2 separate regions of the Homo sapiens genome follow, and region 1 is linked to region 2. Evidence: chromatin loops called from intact Hi-C (ENCODE). Cell type or tissue: MCF 10A. All regions are shown on one strand. Links, peaks and the distances in the headings refer to the core of each region. The heading gives the core; the rest is flanking DNA.

Region 1 (8,399 bases), core at 54-8,053, 55 kb after region 2:
GGTTCTGATAACGACCCTCCTACGGGGTAAAATCAAGTTTCTTGGGGGTCCTCTAAGATCCTCCAGCACTTGATTCCTCCCTATTTCCCAGACTCATCTCTCTGCCCTGCCTCATTCTTTATCTTCAAGTTTTACTGAATAGTTTATCATTTATCCACACACCACGAGGTTTCAAGCTTATCCTTAGCTAATTTCTATTCATCCTCCAAGCTCAGCTCAGACGTCATCCCTTCCAGGAAGGCCTCTCTGACCTTCTGTAAGTGGCCCTGAGCTGCCAGAGCACTGTGTACATAGCGTTGGCTGCTCAGTCACCAGGTATACCTGGCTCATCTCCAAAGCTGCCTTCTTGAAGAACACTTAGCTTTGGCCACCTGGCGCCTGGTATCATGCCTGGCACGTAGTAGACACTCAGTATATATTGGAGGCATTGACGACATCTTGACGCCCAGGCATCCTGCAGCTGAACTCCCTCCCCTTGCTCCCTGGCCAAGGTGGGTGGGGCCTACTTCCCCGACTCTGCTCTCTGGAATCTGGGGCAATGGAGTTGGGCAGGAGATGGCACACCTCACAGGGGAGGGGCCTGCCTCACCTCGTCACACTGGGCCAGGACATCACGGGCACAGCAGGAGGAAATGAGACACAGCTGCCAAGGAAACAGACCAGGAAATCTTCCCCGCGGAACAGGAAGCAGGTGGAGCATGGGGGCTGAGCTTCCGCAGGAGTGTGAGGGAGGAAACCCGGCTCCTGTGCCTCAGGTCCTCCCAGCTTGGCCCTCAGCCTGGTGGAGCAGGGGCTCTGCAGCCTGTGGGAAGGGGTCCTTATGGACTCCCAGCTTGGCCCTCAGCCCGGTGGAGCACGGGCTCTGCAGCCTGTGGGAAGGGATCTTTGCAGATCCTCTTCTCAGGCTTTAACCAGCGGGCCCCAGGGGCATGTTAGGAGATTATGTGATAGTCTGTAGTTTGCACAGTGAGCCTTGACCAGGAAGCCCCCAGGAAGACAGCTTAGCTGTCTTCAGAGTGAGGCCGGAGGGGAAGAAGGAGAGTGTAGGGGGGTATTTGGCCAAGGCCAATGTGTGTGAATCCTGAGAAATGCTGGGTGCCTTAGCTGGGTGAAGGCTGGGAAGCCAGATGGGACTGCAGAAGACCTAGAATGCTCCCTCTCCTCAACCCCCTTCACTGATTCTCCTCTTCGTCCTTAACTTCTCATCACAAGATCGCTTCCTCAGTGACCATTTCCCTAACCTCCTAGACTAGACCAATGTTCTCGTTGCTTCTCCCTTGTTAAAACCCACCCTGCCAGGCCAGGCACGGTGGCTCACGTCTGTAATCCCAGCACTTTGGGAGGCCGAGGCAGGAGGATCACTTGAGGTTAGGAGTTTGAGACCAGCCTGGCCAACATGATGAAACTCCATCTCTACTAAAAATACAAAAATTAGCTGGGTGTGGTGGTGGGCACCTGTGATCTTAGCTACTCAGGAGGCTGAGGCAGGAGAATTGTTTGAACCCAGGAGGCGGAGGTTGCAGTGAGCCGAGATTTCGCCATTGCACTCCAGCCTGGGCAACAAGAGCAAAACTCCATCTCAGAAACAAACAAACAAACAAACAAACAAAAAACAAACAAACTAAAAAAACAACCCGCCCTGCTTGTCCAACATCTTCCCATTGGGCTGGAAACTCTGTTGGGGCAGGGACCATATTTCGTTCACCACTCTATCTCCCACACCTAGTGCAGTCCTGTAAATATAGTAGATGTTCAATAAATATGGTGGAATAAGTGGCCACAGGAAGTAACTGGAGAATGATGGAAATGGGAATCTCATGACCAGGCACTAAGTCTGGGCCAAAGACAGAGCCAGAGAGTGACAGTGTCTGCCCTTTCCTGATCCATAAACAAACAAACAAACAAAAAGTCCTGAGGAGTTCTTTGAAAGTCCAGCCCATGAGCTGCTGTGGTTCTTTCACATGAGCCCAGCCAGTAACAGGACTGGCTTGACCAAGCTCCCTCTTCAGTGCATCCAAAACCCTGGGCTAACTTGAGCTAACCTCAGGGCTGGGGTTAGGGTACCCCAAAGAAGGGAAGAGAGTCCCTGTCATCAGGAAGCCCTTGGACTAATGAGAGATACACGAAGGTGCCCTTGGCAATTTCCCAGCCTGATGGGAGAGATGGGGTCTACAGGTGGACAGAGGCTCAAGAGAGAAATAATAACAGCAAACACTGATGGACACGTACCACATGCCAGGCATTGCTTCCAGCATTTTATGTGTATCAACTCATTTCATTTTCACAAAACCCCATTGGGTAGATAATGTTGTTGTTATCATTTTATGGTGAGAAAACTGAGATGCAGTGAGGTTAAGGCGCTTGCCTTAATCACACAATCAAGACGTGGGGTCGCTAAGATTTAAGCCCAGGCTGCTGGCTCCAGAGCTGATATTCTAAACCATGACTCCACAGCATCTCTGGTATGAGTGATGCACATAACTGAAGAGGACGCAGTCCCGAAGCGAAGTTAACCACAGTTAGTTAATGAGCATCCTAGAGGAGGAGAATGCTGCATCAGGAAGGACATGGCTTGGTGGAAGAGGCAGAAGAAGGGCACCTTGGTTGCAGGGGACACGTAAGTGATGACTGAGACAGCACAGGAAAATCTGCTTTCAACTCGGCCAGGAGGCAGAGAGATGGAATTTCTTCTCCCTTCCCTTGGCTGGAAGACAGTGGCCATGTTGGAGGCCAGCTTCTAAACCCAACTGAAATTCCCAGACCCAGCCCACTTGCTGTGACAGTGCACACTGCTGTGCCTGCCTGCCCCTACCCTGGCCCCACTATGCCCCCAGTCCCTGCCTCGGATTGATCAGAAACCTGGTATGGCCTGGAGAGGAGGGACCTGGTGAGCAGAGGTGAGAAACAGACTCGGCGCCCCTTGGCACTTGGGGGAGGGAGGAGGCTTCCAGGAAGCACTTGAAGAAAGGATAGCCACTGAGCCAGAGAATGGGAAAGAGAGAGCTGGCTGGAGCCTCTGAAGATCTGGCTTATTGAGAAAGCTTTAGTTGAAAGGAAGGGATTTGTTGAATGAAGGAAGAGAAGCAAAGCAGTCTTCAGTTCTAAGCATGAGTCAGGGTGAGGTGCCTACTACTACCCTTACACATCCTTGTGCCTAGCACACTGTCAGGGCCCACAGAAGAGCTGACAAAATTGAACCCAAATAAGCAGGCTTTGCAGCAGAGGCAGACACCTTAGCTCGGCCTGAGATTCCCTGGGTTATCAGTACTAAGGACTGGGGTCCCACTGGTGGTGGGAGTGCCTCAGGACCAGCCCAGACTCTCAGCCTTGGAGGTGTGCTTGGATACAGTCCTCAGGCGTGGCAGGTCCACACTAGAGACATGAAGCAATCCTCAGCTGCTTTCACATCCCTCCCCTCAACGGCCTCCTCGCTGTGCTAGGCACAAGAGCAAAGCACCTTGCCCTTGCCTAATGCTTAGCCCAGATGCCCTCCTGCATAGAGAAGGTTCAAATATTCCCTGCTCAGTGCTCCCTTTCTCAGGCCTGACCCTCTAAACTGGTCTCTGAATCCTGGAGCAGCGAGGGGGCTTCAGCAGGTTCCCGTGCTGGACAGCTCCCAGAGCCCCAGTTTCAGGGTGGAGCCTGCCCTTCCTGCTGTTCTGCCCCAGGGCTCTACACAGACAAGGCTGTCCAGAGAAAGGCCAGCTCCCCGTAAACCCCACAGCCCCTCACTCACTTCACCTCACGACCCATGTATCACAGAGATAACCTATTTCCGATTCTGCCTCAAGGGATAATGCTACTTTGCTGCCTGCCTGTCCTCCTCTCCCCATCCTTTTAGAGTAACCCAGCAAAGCCAGTCCTCAACTATGCTGATAGAGAGTTTATGGGGCCTGCATGGGGAGCTCTGCCACCAAAGACTAACCCGGCTTCGCCTCTGGCTACTCAAAGTCCACAGACCTCTGATTACAGGGCTCTCTTCAAGCTGGCTCCTAAGGCTCCCTCCCGCAGGTTCCTGCAGACCCCATGCAGCCTGGGAGCTCCACAAGCTTTCCATTCCAGCAACCACCTCCTCCCCTCCCTTTCTCCTGGGTCATGCTGAGCCCCAACCCTGCCTTGACCAAGAGGCTATGAAATGAACAAGTGAGGCCAAAATAAGGCCCTGCCCACATGATGCACTCCCTTAGCCCAGGTATAGGGGTTGCTTGGGCCCAAAATGGCCTTTTGATCTACCAATGGGCAAAGAAGTACCACTCCCGGGCAACCCGCTCGGGTCCCCTTCCACGCTGTGGAAGCTTTGTTCTTTCACTCTTCACAATAAACCTTGCTACCACTCAAAAAAAAAAAAAAAGTGCCACTCCCTTGCCTGCTGCCAGACTTCTTGGCTCTCAGCTCATGGCTGGTGCTATTCTCAGGATGGCTTGCTACATTCAGCCTCTTCCCACCTGCACTGATGGTGGTCCCACTACCCTGACCCCTCAGGGCCTGAAGGCAGAGTCTTAACACCTGCTCTTGATTCATCCCCATCCTGGTGAGCCTCCAATGGCCCCAGGCTCATCCATCCTCCCTGCAGCTGCAACTAGAGCAAAAGCAGAAGGGATAGTACTGAAAGTGGGGAGTGGCTCAGAGTTGGGAAGAAGCCTGTGCTGAGGCCAATAGGAGCCACAGTTTGATGGTGGGAGAGGAAAAAGAATATGTACTCAGACACATGCTAAACTGCCCCCTTCCCTTCCCCCATGACAATGTTGCAATCATTGCAACATACAAATGACTGCACATATCGTGCGGGCCCAGTACATGGAAGCTCAGAGGACTCCTGAGAAAAGACAGAACCAGAAGAGAATGCGCCAAAAGAGAAAGGCCACCAACATTTGGATAAACTCTTCCTTCTGGATTAGATTCTGCAATCCTCTGACTCATCTGTCGTCTAACTGCTGCCCCAGGGCCAGACTAATTGCAGGAAAGTTGAATGCAGCCAAAGAAAACAGAGGTAGATGTTAGAGAGTCCCAGGTTTCCAGGGCTTGGAGGGAGAGCAAATGTCTTAATTTATGGGCATGCGTTAGCCTTTCCCATGGGAGAGGAAGTTGTCTCTGGCCAGGAGTGGATTGAGGCCCGAGGACCCAAGTAGCCCCACTTGCTGACAGGCTTGTGGGGTTGATAGATGAATAGGGCCTGAAGCTGGAGACGATGGGGCTGGAAAAGGCATCAGTTACCTAAGGCTTTATGAAGCTAGTGGCGGCAGCCATGATTGAATACCCCTATTCCCACCCCACATCCCAACCTCACAGTTGCAGCCCCTACTCAGCCCCAGATATCAAAACTTCCACCTGCCAGATGGGGCAACACTGCTTGGTGTCTGGGGCAATCTAAGGCAGGGCTTGGCAACATCTTTGGTGATAGGAGCCTCATGCAGACTGAACAACGTCCACAGAGGCCCCCAGTAATCAGGAACAGGGAGTGAGATGTGACTGGGAGAGGACGTAGCCCCAAATTGAGAATGGTAGTATCTGAGAGTGATAGGAGAGGGCCACGAACCGCATCCCAATCCTCCCTGGACTCGCTCCTGGTCTGACGGGTAGGGCTCTGAGCTGGGAGGTAAAGACTGGGTCCCCTCCCAGTTGGCTATGAGGCCCTCCACCCCTTTCTGCAAGGTGCTATCATCTTGCCACCTGGACCCCAAGACCTGTGCTTTTCTCCCATTCCCTGCTGGGTACAATTGATTATCTCCTCCTTGCCACTCTCTATGTATCTCAGTCTTTAGAGCACAATCCAAAGACCACCTCCCCCCAGGAAGCCTTCTGTGCCAGGGCCCCCATTCTTCAATTAATGACCCCGATTTACTGACTGACACTCTCTCCACCTTACATGGAATAAGTGGGCAAAGTGCTGCCTACAGAGCACCAGCCTGGAAGTCGGGAAACCCTGGTTAGGGCCGCAGCACTGCCACCTTGGCTGTGTGACTCTAGAGAAATCACCTGCATGCTCTGAATCTGTTTCTTCAACAAAATGAGGGGTGGTGCTAGGAGCCTGTGGGTGATGGAGTTCTGCTTGTTCTGTCAGCTGTTGTCCCACCCCACCCTTTGCCAGCAGACTATGAGCTTTCCCAGGGCAGGGACTGTCTTTCCCTCTCTGCTTCAGGATTGTGTCTGCTGTTGCTGATTCCACAAAGACTTGCTGATGGCAAATGGGTGGATGTGTGTGCTAGCGGGAGGCAGTGAGAGGAGAGACAGGCAGCTTTTTAAAATGCTAATGGCCCATGCAGGTGTGGCTGGTGCTTCCCATGCAGGTGGGGCAGCTTCCCACACCACAGAAGCCCTGCTTCAGGAAGAGAGGAGAGTGGGGGCTTGAGAGGGGAGGGAGAGAAGACACCTCTGCAGACTGTCCTCGCATTGTCTAGCCTGCAGCCTGCACAGGCTGCCTCATCAAAGACATCGCTAAGCCCTTCCTTAGATTGTTCCAGACCCTGAGCAGGGTTGCTCTATCCAGGTGGCAATTTTGATATCTAAGGCTGAGTAGGGGCTGCAATCAAGAGCTCCGGGTTTGGTGGCCCTCTTCTGTCATTTCGGGTGCTGTCCTCCTCAGTTTGAGTCCATGTCCCTTCCTTTCCCTGTCTCACGATTCAGCTTTCTCACCTTCCCAGACCTCTTGGGGGGCACAGAAGAGGGACAATGCCGCTGAGAGGGAGAAGATGCTCTTGAGAGGGAGATGCAAGCAGCAGCAATTCACAGGCCAGAAGGAGATGTTGCAGCTGGGGTGGGGCCCAGGGTGGAGCGATGGGTCTCCTACCCAGAGAGCCAGCCAGCAGGCTGCAGAACTGCAGAGATTTGCATACATCTGCATACATTTACACACACTTATTTTCTGTCCCAGTGCCAACCTAGCTCCTCACACCCTCCTTCTATATGCCAGGCCTGCTCAGCCCCTGCAGCCCAGGCAGGACAATACCTGGCTGGGAGCACCTGGGGCTACTCAAAGGCAACTGAGCCCTGGGAGGGGCCCTGACTCGGGGAGGTTGTGTGAACAGCCCTTCCTCTCCTCACCTCTTGACAAAGAGGCCCTCTGAGCACAGATCTCCTATGGTGCCAACCTGTCACTGCTAAGGGGTGACAATGACTGCAGCCTCCCTCCCTTGCCTCGTCTCCCCCAGGTGACCCCATCGCACATTAAGGATGAGAAGAAAATCTGTGTGGAGCTGGAGAGACGCCTTAGGGATCTTTGACTCCAATACCGTTGTTTTACAGGAGAGGCAAAGGAAAGGGCTGAATACTCAGTTAATTCAGTCAATCTTTCCGTGTTGCCTCCTTTGGGACAGACACCACTCTAAAGGCCAGGAATTCAGCAGGGGACAGAATAGCCCCAAGTCATCCTCTAACAGCTTGACTGCATGTGTTGGAGAGAGGGGCCATGAAGAAAAAAGAAAGGTAGAAGGTTAGATGGTGCTAAGTATGCTGAACGATAAAATGAGAGAAGAGGCAAGGAGCACCAGGTTGGGGTGACATGGCCATTAGAAAGACATCTCACTGTCTGCGATCCTCAGTCATCGACAAGCTGGTTAACAGGACCAGAGGTACAGTCCGCCCTTCTAACACCTATCCCACCCCATTCCACACAGCCACTCCTTCCCATCTGCTTTTCTGGGCTGGAAAATGGGGCAAAAAGAGTTCTCAGACGGGCAAGAGGCCTGGCCGACTCGGCTAAGCCAGCCCACTGGCTCCTGGCCTAGATGCTCTGACTCCTGGCCCCGCGCGCAAGCCTCACCCACCCAAACAGCAGCTTCCCCTGCAGCCCTTCCTCAGCTGGGCCTGGGCACCTCGCAGCATGCAGTCATTAACACCTGTGTCCGAAAAAGAAAGCCAGGGGTTGCCAGGGACCAGGAAGCAGAGGATTGATGGAAACTTTCTGGAGAGAGGAAATGTTCTAAATCATAATTGTGATGGTAGTTAAACGACTGTATACATGTGTCAAAACTCATTGAATTTCATTTCATGTAAATTATACCTAGATAAAGCTGCCAAAAAAAGGAAAAAAGTAAGGCAGGAACTACCTAGCTGGGGAGATTTTGGAATGGAACTGAGAGGCGGGTGGGACCCTGGAAGGGGATAGGCTGAGATCAGAGGGCCCTGGTTACATTTCCTACCCCATCGCTTACTAGTGGCATGGCCTTGGGTGCTTACCATTCACCTGATTACCTCACTTTCTGCTTCTGTGAAATGGAGATACTGTCTTCCCTGGGCGGGCATGGTGGCTCATGCCTGTAATCCCAGTACTTTGGGAGGCCGAGGCAGATGGACCACTTGAGGTCAGGAGTTTGAGAACAGCCTGGCCAATAGGGTGAAATCCCATCTCCACTAAAAATACAAAAATTGGCTGGGTATGATGGTGCGCACCTGTAATCCCA
Region 2 (8,399 bases), core at 104-8,103:
TGCCCAGAGGAAGGGCAGGAGTGAGCTTTGTCCTCACTCTCCTGCTAGGCCTCAGGGAATCTGAGGGTGCTGGATAAGTTTCCACATATCACCTATCTGTTCTGGGTGGCAGTTCTTTGGAGAATTCTCTACCCACCCCAGCCCCACAATGCACTGAATAAAAAGGAAAACGAAGTATTTGTGAACACATTTCTTTCTCCTGCTACTCAAAGTATCCCAGAGCACATTCACTGGAGCGACCCCCTTGCACTGCCCCTCCCCCCCAAAAAATTCACATCAATCAACTGGCTTAGAAATGAATAGCTTCCTGCCTTTCTTCCTCATTTCTACTTGGCCTGCACTTCAGAAGGCCTAACTGTTGTCATGACAACCGCTTGTGTGGGTCCAGACACCTTTGAGATGAAGAGGGACTAGGAAGTCCAGGTTCCTGGGTTCTTTTACTCCCTGACCTTGGGCAGTCTTAGCTGTCTCACTTTGCCCCCTTTTCCTGGAGGACAGAAGGAAGGAACATGAACACCTGGAGTGTCAAAAGACTAGTTTTGCTTTGAGATCCTCAGGTCCAGGGAAGATGAGGTAGGAAGATTTGGGGTGTTACTATAGTACAGACAGTCCCCGACTTGTGATTGTTCGGCTTCTGCTTTTTTGGCATTATGATCACATGAAAGTAATACATTTGGTAGAAACTATACTTCTAGTACCCATACAACCATTCTGTTTTTCACTTTTAGTATAGTATTCAATAAATTCCATGAAATATGCAACTTTATTATGAAATAGGCTTTATATTAGATGATTTTGCTTAACTGTAGGTGAATATAAGTGTTCTGAGCACGTTTAAGGTAGGCTAGGCTGAGCTGTGACGTTCGGTACGTGAGGTGTATTCAATGCATTTTTGACTTACAATATTTTCAACTTACAATGGTCTTAACGGGACATAACCCCATCATAAATTGAGGTGCATCTGTATTCTATTGCGCTGTATTAATACAGGCTCTCTTTAAGCCACTTGGAACATTTTCCAGGTCTGATCACCTTAATCTACACCCCCTTCCCATCCCTAGGGGGTAAGGATGAGCCATGGGAGGGTCTCTTCCATTCACAAATGAGGAAACTGAGTCCCAGAGGGGGTCACAGAGCTTAGGACTTCTACACAGAGAACTCAGGAATGCAGCCTCCAGCTTAGCCCCCAGACCCAGGCCAAGGGCCTTGTGGCCTTTCTTCCGGAGCCAAACTGCCTGATGTGAGTATCGGGCCAGGGTCCAGAGGCATCTAATTCCTGGAATTAGCCCATTTGCCCTCGGTACTCACTCCTCAGTCTTCCAAGTTGCTAGGGTTCCCCAGTGGGGCCCTAGTTATTTGGCAGCTTCCAAGGTTAGCGAAGGGACAGGGAGCCTGCCTAGACCATCTGGGACCCCAGCTGATTTCTGGGAAGGGGATGATCAGGTTTCAGTCCTTCCCTCTTATTACAGAAAGGCTCTGACTTGAAGCTGCCTCACTCCCACCCCCTCCCTCCGCCTCAGAAATTGATTCTTGGCAGCCTCTTGGATCTAGGATGGTACTATGGAGTGAACATAACTGGACACTGAGCCCCACTGAGGTGGGGACAAATGCCCAGTGTCTTCAATCACAATCCTGAAACATCAAGTCACCATTCTTCTCCCCAGAGGCCACCCTGCTGTACACTGAGGGCCTGTCTGATACCTGAACACCACCATCATTGGCTCTGGAAGACGAATTCCCTCTGTAGTTCCTCTCCCTCTACCCCTCCCCCAGGCAGTCTACCCTCTGCCCTTCACACAGGGAAAAGCTTAGTTTGGAGGTCACCAACTCCCCTCCTTTCCTCCCTACCACTGTTTGACACCAGGCTCTGCCTTGCTACAGCCTGAACCAACTCCCCACCCCCCAACTTTGGGTCCTCTCAGCTGGAGACAGGCAGATTTGGGAGTTTCCACCCTTCTCTCCCCACCCCAGAGAGCTAAGCCCCTCAGCCCTCTGTAGGGTCATCGAGGCAGTTCTGGTGGCCCATACCCAGTAGACATAGCCTTGGGCAGGTCCCTCTGCCTGCTGACTCTTCCTCTCTCAATCAGGTCTCCTAGGAAGAGCTGCGACTTAGTCCTCAGGAGATCAATGTGGAATCTCCCTTCCACCATGAACTCATAGATGCCTTTAAGGCCCTCAATGCTTTTGACTCTGCATTTCCCCAACTGGGAAGTGGAGGTGTTCTCTCCTCACTTCCGAGGTTACTGAAAGTGTCAGTGTGCTTTGAGAAGTGACAACTGCTAAGCAGGAATAAGGGACCACAGCTCAGCTTCTCCTCCTCTCTCGCCCTCCCTGCACCTGCCCTCCTCCCCACTCCTGCCCCTCCTCCCATCTCCCTAGCCAGCTCAGACCTGTTTGGCTCCTCTTGAGGAGCAACTAAGAGGGCTTCAATGGGCAGTCAGCTTCTGGGACAGTGTGAGGGCATCCAGGTCTGGAGAGGACCCAGACCAGCTAAGTTATCCCCAACAAGTAAAGCCTTGACCCTGAAAAGGGTTCTGTGCCTTCTGCTATTCTGTGCCCCGATACTCCCTTGCCCTCCCTCGCCAAGTCCCTCTCTCAGTCTGACACACACACACACACACACACACACACACACACACACGGTCCCTTCCTCTCTCACCCTGCTTTCAGTCCCTCAGCAGGGCTCTCTATCACATGGGCCAGTTGCATTTTGTCCATATCCCTCCTTGGTGCCTGCCATGGTGCCTGCCAAAAATTTATTAATTTTTTCCCTTATTGTCTCTCTTGCCCCATTCACTGAGGCAGGGCCTTTGACAGGCTCAGCCCCACACTGAGGACCGGGTGGCACATTCCCTTTGCAGAGTGAGGCTGCCTGGTCAGCTTCCGCACCCACCCAGCCATCCCCACCTTCAGGAGGGGCTCCCAGGGGAAAAGGCTGCTCTTCTTTTGCCCTTGTCCAGTCTCCTGATTGCCCCTGCAAAGCCCATTTGCGGCCTCCTGCGTAAGGATCGGTTCTCCAAAGGCCCAAATCCTTGCCCCTGTCAGAGGACCCTCATCCTAGCCCACACAGGAGTCGAGGGTTCCTAGGAAGACTGCAGCAGGCCGAACCGGTCTCCTCCGGCTTCGCATTCTCCAGGGCCGCCCGGCGAGCTCTTGCATGTTCCCCACCCGCCAAGCCCGTCACTCGGCCCCGCCCTTTCACACGCGCATTGGCACGCCCCTTCCCAGCCCCCAGCGGGCGGGCAGCCTGCCGGGTACCCAGGAAGCTCGGGTCCCTCGGCGCCGGAGGACCCACAACCCAGCCACCGCAACAAGTCCGCGCAGCCAAAGCAGCTCGCCTGGGCACCAGGCCCCACCGTCCTTGTTCCGTGGCCCCAAGAGGGCCCGTGCCAGTTCCCGAGGCATGGCCGCCTGGCGTCCGGCACATCCCAGATCTATTCCTCTCTGAGGGCAGGGGCTCTCCGGGGAGAGAAAGAGCAGTTCCGGGGCCCGCTTCGGGTTTTTTTGCATAGACTCTTCAGGCACGGAGAACAATGGAACAGCTCTGCGCGCTTCCTCCACTCGAGCAAGCTTTGTTCCTCCCTTCCCGCCTGCTCGGCTTCCATTAGCCACAGGGCAAAGGCTTCCCGGTCAAACAGGAGTCTCGGCGCTAACGCCCAGAGCTTTCGACACGCCCTAAAAGACCTGCGGGTGTAGGGGTTGGGGCCAGAGCCGGGGCTGAGGTATCGGACATGCGCCCAGATGCGCACAGCTGGCAGCCCGCCCGCCCCCGGCCCTAGACGCTTCTTTTAGCCAGAATCCTCACACCGCGGGGAAATCCGACTTGCGCTCCCACTCGGGATCCACAGAGGAAGTGGAGCCTCAGCTGTGTTCCGGGGCCAATCAGCCCTCACATCTGCTCTCCCACATCTGTCCTCTAGATCCGGGCTCTCGCTGGACGCTCCCCTTGCAATGCGGGATGCTCCTGTCAAGCGCAGGCCACACCACAACGGAGGTTTCCACCAGTCCCAGGTTTTGCCATATTGGGATTCTGGCTCTATTTCTGAGAGCCTGTAACCCCCTCACCCCCCATCCCATTGTCCAGCCTCACCTCGGGCAGGCCAGAGTCGAGCCCGGGTTCCCGCCTGTAATGTCTTTAAGAAGGTACACTTGAGCCATGCGCATCTGGAGGTGGGCCAGCTCAGCACATCTGGGCGCAATGCCCATCACAGCCTGATCGTGAACAGGAGGGCCCTCCGGGAAGGCGCAAGGGGAGGGGGCTTCGCTTTCCCCACACCTTCCCCAGCAGCTGGTTAGGAGAAAGCCAGGGGCGGGGCGGGGCGGGGCGGCAGGACTTACCCAGCATCTGGCTGAAGAGCAGCTGCTCCAGGTCTCCCAGCACGGTCACCACCAGCTCGGGGTCCACCTTGAGGAAGGCGCGCTCCTCCTGGCCCTTGGCAGAGGGGACAGGCCCAGAGCTCTTTTGCGCCTTGGCCTTGCTGGAGAGCAGCTCGTCGTCCGATTTGCCATCTTCGCTCACGGCCGCTTCAGGCGCCTTGCTGAGCGGCTTGACCTCCGCATAGGGTCCTCGAGGGATCCGGCTCGGCTTTCCCAGGTTGGGCGCGAGCGGAGCCAGGGGGGTCTTGGCGCCGCCCGCCGGGCTGCCCTTGGCCTGGAAGAGCGAGTGCTCCGACTTGGACAGCGTCTTGGACATCAGCGGAGCTTCACGGCCCTTGGACCCCACCTTGCCTAAGCCTTTGGGCGCCTTGGCCATATCGTCGCTCCATTCGGGCTCATAAAGCTGCAGCTTTTTCTCGGAGTCCGTGAGAAAAGAGAGGTTGGTGAGTGACTTCTGCTTGCGCAGGTTGGAGGCGGGCGGCCCGCCGGGGACACGGCTGTCCACGCTGCCGGACTTGAAGACCTTCAGCTCAGCCGCGCTGGCCTTGGCCATGCCGCCGCCGCCGCCGGGCGCCTTGGCGCGCTTGGGCAGCATGCCTCTGCCGTCCGCCGCTGCCGCCTTCCTGCCGGCGCCCCGCGGTTCGTCCGCGCCCTCGTCGCCGCCGCCGCTGCTCAGCTCCACCTCGGGCTGCACGCTCTTGACGCTGCTGCCCAGCATTCTGCCCGCGAGGAGCGCATGGACGATCCGCGCGTCTGCAGGCACGGGGGGAGGGGGCAGGGGGCGGGAGCGCAGGAGGAGGAGGCGGGGGAGGAGGAGGGGGAGAGAGAGGACGGAAGAAACCGAGGAAGAAGGGGAGAGAAGGGGGAGAGAGCGAGGGAGGAGGGAGAGAGGCAAGCCGAGGGCGCAGGGGAAAGAAACGCGAGGAAGGAAGCCGGGAAAAAGGAAAGAGCAGGGAAGCCGGGGAGCGATAGGGCGGGGTCGGAGGAAAAGGGGCGGGGCGGCGGGGAAAATACAAATTAAAATTTAAAAATCAGTCAAAGGAAGGATGGAAGCCCCGCGGCTCCTCCGGCGCCCAGCGGTGCTTTTGCTTTGGTGTCCGGATCCCAGCCCGCGGCCTGCCTGCCTGTCAGTCCCGTGGACACCGCACTGCCGGGCAGCGCCCCGGCCGCACTCAGCCAGCCAGCCAGCCCGAGTCGAGGCTGCAGGCTGCAGCTCCGAGCAGAGGAAGGAGGGAAGGGGAAGGCGGGGAGCAAACAGGAGGAGGGGAGCGAGTGTGCGCACGGGGAGGGAGGTGGGGGAGAGATAGTGTGTCTATTTCTGGCTCGGGAGGGGGAGGTATCTGCGAGCGGAGCTCCAGGGGCGGATGAGTGGGGGGTAGGGGGAAATAAAGGAAAAGCAGTTTTTCTCCCAGCTTTCCGCGTAGAAGCGGGGCGGGTTCTTGGATTCTCGGAGGGCACGGGGACCCCCTGCCGTGTCCAGGATAAAGATCTGTTGAGGAGGTGTGGAGGTGCAGGTAAAAGAGACGGAGGGAGGGCGGCTCAGAATGCGGGAGGGAAAGTGGGCCCGTGGGCCTGAGAGAGATGTCGGGAGAGGGGTGGAGGAATGGTATCCAGGGTGCTCATTCCCCTCCCCCAACCCCAAACCGTCTTTGGTTTTCCCCCAGGAAACTCCCAGTCCCGCCCTACTTCAGTCTCTGAGGCTCAAGGTTGCCCTCCTGAGCCCAGGAGGTAGGGGATGGGGGTAGGACACGGGTGGCTTGGAGAGAAGGGGCCTAGCGTTGACTGGGGAGGGGGCTGAGGGCTTTGTAGGGGAAGGAGTAACTCTTGAGATCAGGAAACTGGGTTTCTATTCCAATTAGCAATGTGACCTTGTCAAAGTCATTGAACCCCTCTGGTTCTGTTTTCTTTTATAGTGGTTATAATACCAGCTTCACAGGTAGAAGGGCTTTGGAACTGTAAAGGCCTGTGTCAAACCTAGGGAATCAAGAGGAGGCTTTGCACTGGGTCCCTTGCCTGCCAGAGTTAAGCAGAGCAGCAGAGTGCTTTTAAAAGATGTTTCCCAAGCCCTTCTTCCTTTCCTCCTAACTGGACCCAGGGGACAGGGATGAGGTGGAGGGGGAACAAGAGCCAGATGGAGTAGTCTGCAGTTTGCCTAGGACTGTACCTCAGTAGAGGGGACACTGCCCATCCTCAAATGGCCTCCCAAGTCACAGCCAGGTTGCCTGAGCAAAAGGCTCTCAGGAGAAAGTGGAGGGGAATTCTCTGAAAGCAAAGCTTGCTCCAGGAGGGGTAGGCCCAGGTGGAGCCACACTCTAGGGATTATAAAGCCCTAAGAACTTTTTGCCAGAATGTCTAACCATCAGATTATCTCCCCACCCCAAACCCAACCTCCATCTCTCTAGCTCCTTTCCTCCCTTTCTCCTAGAATCTGAAGAACGCTGTGTGTGAGTCTCATGGTTCACACACTCTCCTAACACTAATCATCACCTGCTGCCTGGTGTGAAATGTATTTGTGTCTCTATCTGTCTCCCCCGCCAGCGCAGGATCTCTCCGGGTGTAGAACTGTGTCACTCAGCACCTTGCATGGAGCAGGTGTTGCAACTCTGTTGGTTAAATGGATTTGGAGGCCTGAGCACTGTACGCTGGGTTTGTACCCTGCATGACTCTTGGGTTCTGGTGTTATCTCAGGACTCTCTGCCTTCCAGATTGAGATGCCATAAAATCTGCCGTGACAGGGATCATAGCAGAAAGGATAAGTGGCACGAGAATATAGAGTTCTCAAGCAGAGAAGTGTTTGGTAAGAAGCATGGACTCTTGGCTGTCTTGGAGACATAGAAAAAAAGGTGGCGATTCTGTCCTTGAGGAACTCTGGACTCTTGTATTTCCTGTCTGGCAGGGAATACAAGGTAGACAATACAAGACTTGGGAAAATAATAATCCTGTCCCTGTGAAAAAAGCAATGTCACACACATCAACACATTCATCTCAGGTAGACGGACATGGGTGTATATATTCCAATTATAAGAATAACAAGAGGAGTGGAGGACAGGTTTACAAGAGGATTCTGTACCATCTGCAATGCACAATGCAGATTGGCTTCAGAGGCTTATGTCGAGCATTAGGAAACTCAGGGGTGGAACTAGGGTTCGTGGTTCCAGATAGGAAATGACAAGCAGTGAAGAACTGGTTAAAGGAATGTGAGTGGTATCATGCCAGAACTTGGCCAAGGCACAGAGAGTGCCCAAAGGATGAGGCCAATCATGGGACTTTCTTTTCTGGGCACACACGAAGTACCCATGCTTATGTCCAAACATGAGGTCCCAGCTCAAGCAAGGGATCAAGCCCCATCTTTGGTGCCAAATCTTTGAGTAAGCATGACCATGCTCTTCCTACCCCATCCTTCAGGGTACTTGTAATGAAGTCACAAGCCATCACTTCTACAGTCCTCATCCTTACTCATTGGTCATTCTCTAATTTATACAAGATGCCCCTAATTCAATCACATGAGAACCACACCTTTCCTAAAAATAGCAATTTGAGAATCCGACAACACCTATTCTCTGACTTACCAGGTTACAGTTGCTCTTACTTGCTGTCTCTATATCCTCTTTCTGCATGTAAATTCATCTTCTCCTTAGCAGACAAAGGGAAATTCACTGGCTACCATCCTGGCTGAGAAAGCTTATTTTCACTGTGACACATTCCACCCAGTGTATTCTGCTGTGAGCAAAACCTGGTGCCCTCTCCCATGGTTTAATTTGGTCCCTCATCTCTGACACCCATGTCTGTAGGTTAGTCCCTCTCAAATCCTTTTATTTTATTTTATTTTATTATTATTATAATTTAAGTTTTAGGGTACATGTGCACAAGGTGCAGGTTTGTTACATACATATACATGTGCCATGTTGGTGTGCTGCACCCATTAACTGGTCATTTAGCATTAGGTATATCTCCTAATGCTATCCCTCCCCCCTCCCCCCACCCCACAACAGTCCCCAGTGTGTGATGTTCCCCTTCCTGTG

What was found. Peaks named below come from ENCODE experiments on the same cell type or tissue, not always from the same donor. Only the 100,000 strongest peaks of a DNase experiment are listed, where the experiment ranks them.
Region 1: it touches region 2 in a loop (6-fold over the local background); 6 of 110 quality-filtered maps call a loop at or near these places.

The regions. Positions count from the first base shown.
Region 1 is chr1:201,590,025-201,598,423 of GRCh38, reverse strand. All of the region lies in intron 2 of NAV1 (neuron navigator 1), which reads right to left. Among named protein-coding and RNA genes, the nearest start is that of NAV1, 55 kb to the right of the region's middle. RefSeq lists an enhancer at 6,343-6,906. In MCF 10A, for the core only: no CTCF peak of the experiment used is centred there; DNase peaks (open chromatin) are centred at 413, 3,623 and 4,893.
Region 2 is chr1:201,645,365-201,653,763 of GRCh38, reverse strand. NAV1 (neuron navigator 1) reads right to left here. Exons shown (of 34, transcript NM_001389617.1): 5 at 4,339-5,130. It overlaps LOC124904482 (a long non-coding RNA gene), which reads left to right and starts at 5,780. Exons shown (of 2, transcript XR_007066789.1): 1 at 5,780-8,399. In MCF 10A, for the core only: no CTCF peak of the experiment used is centred there; DNase peaks (open chromatin) are centred at 3,183 and 3,633.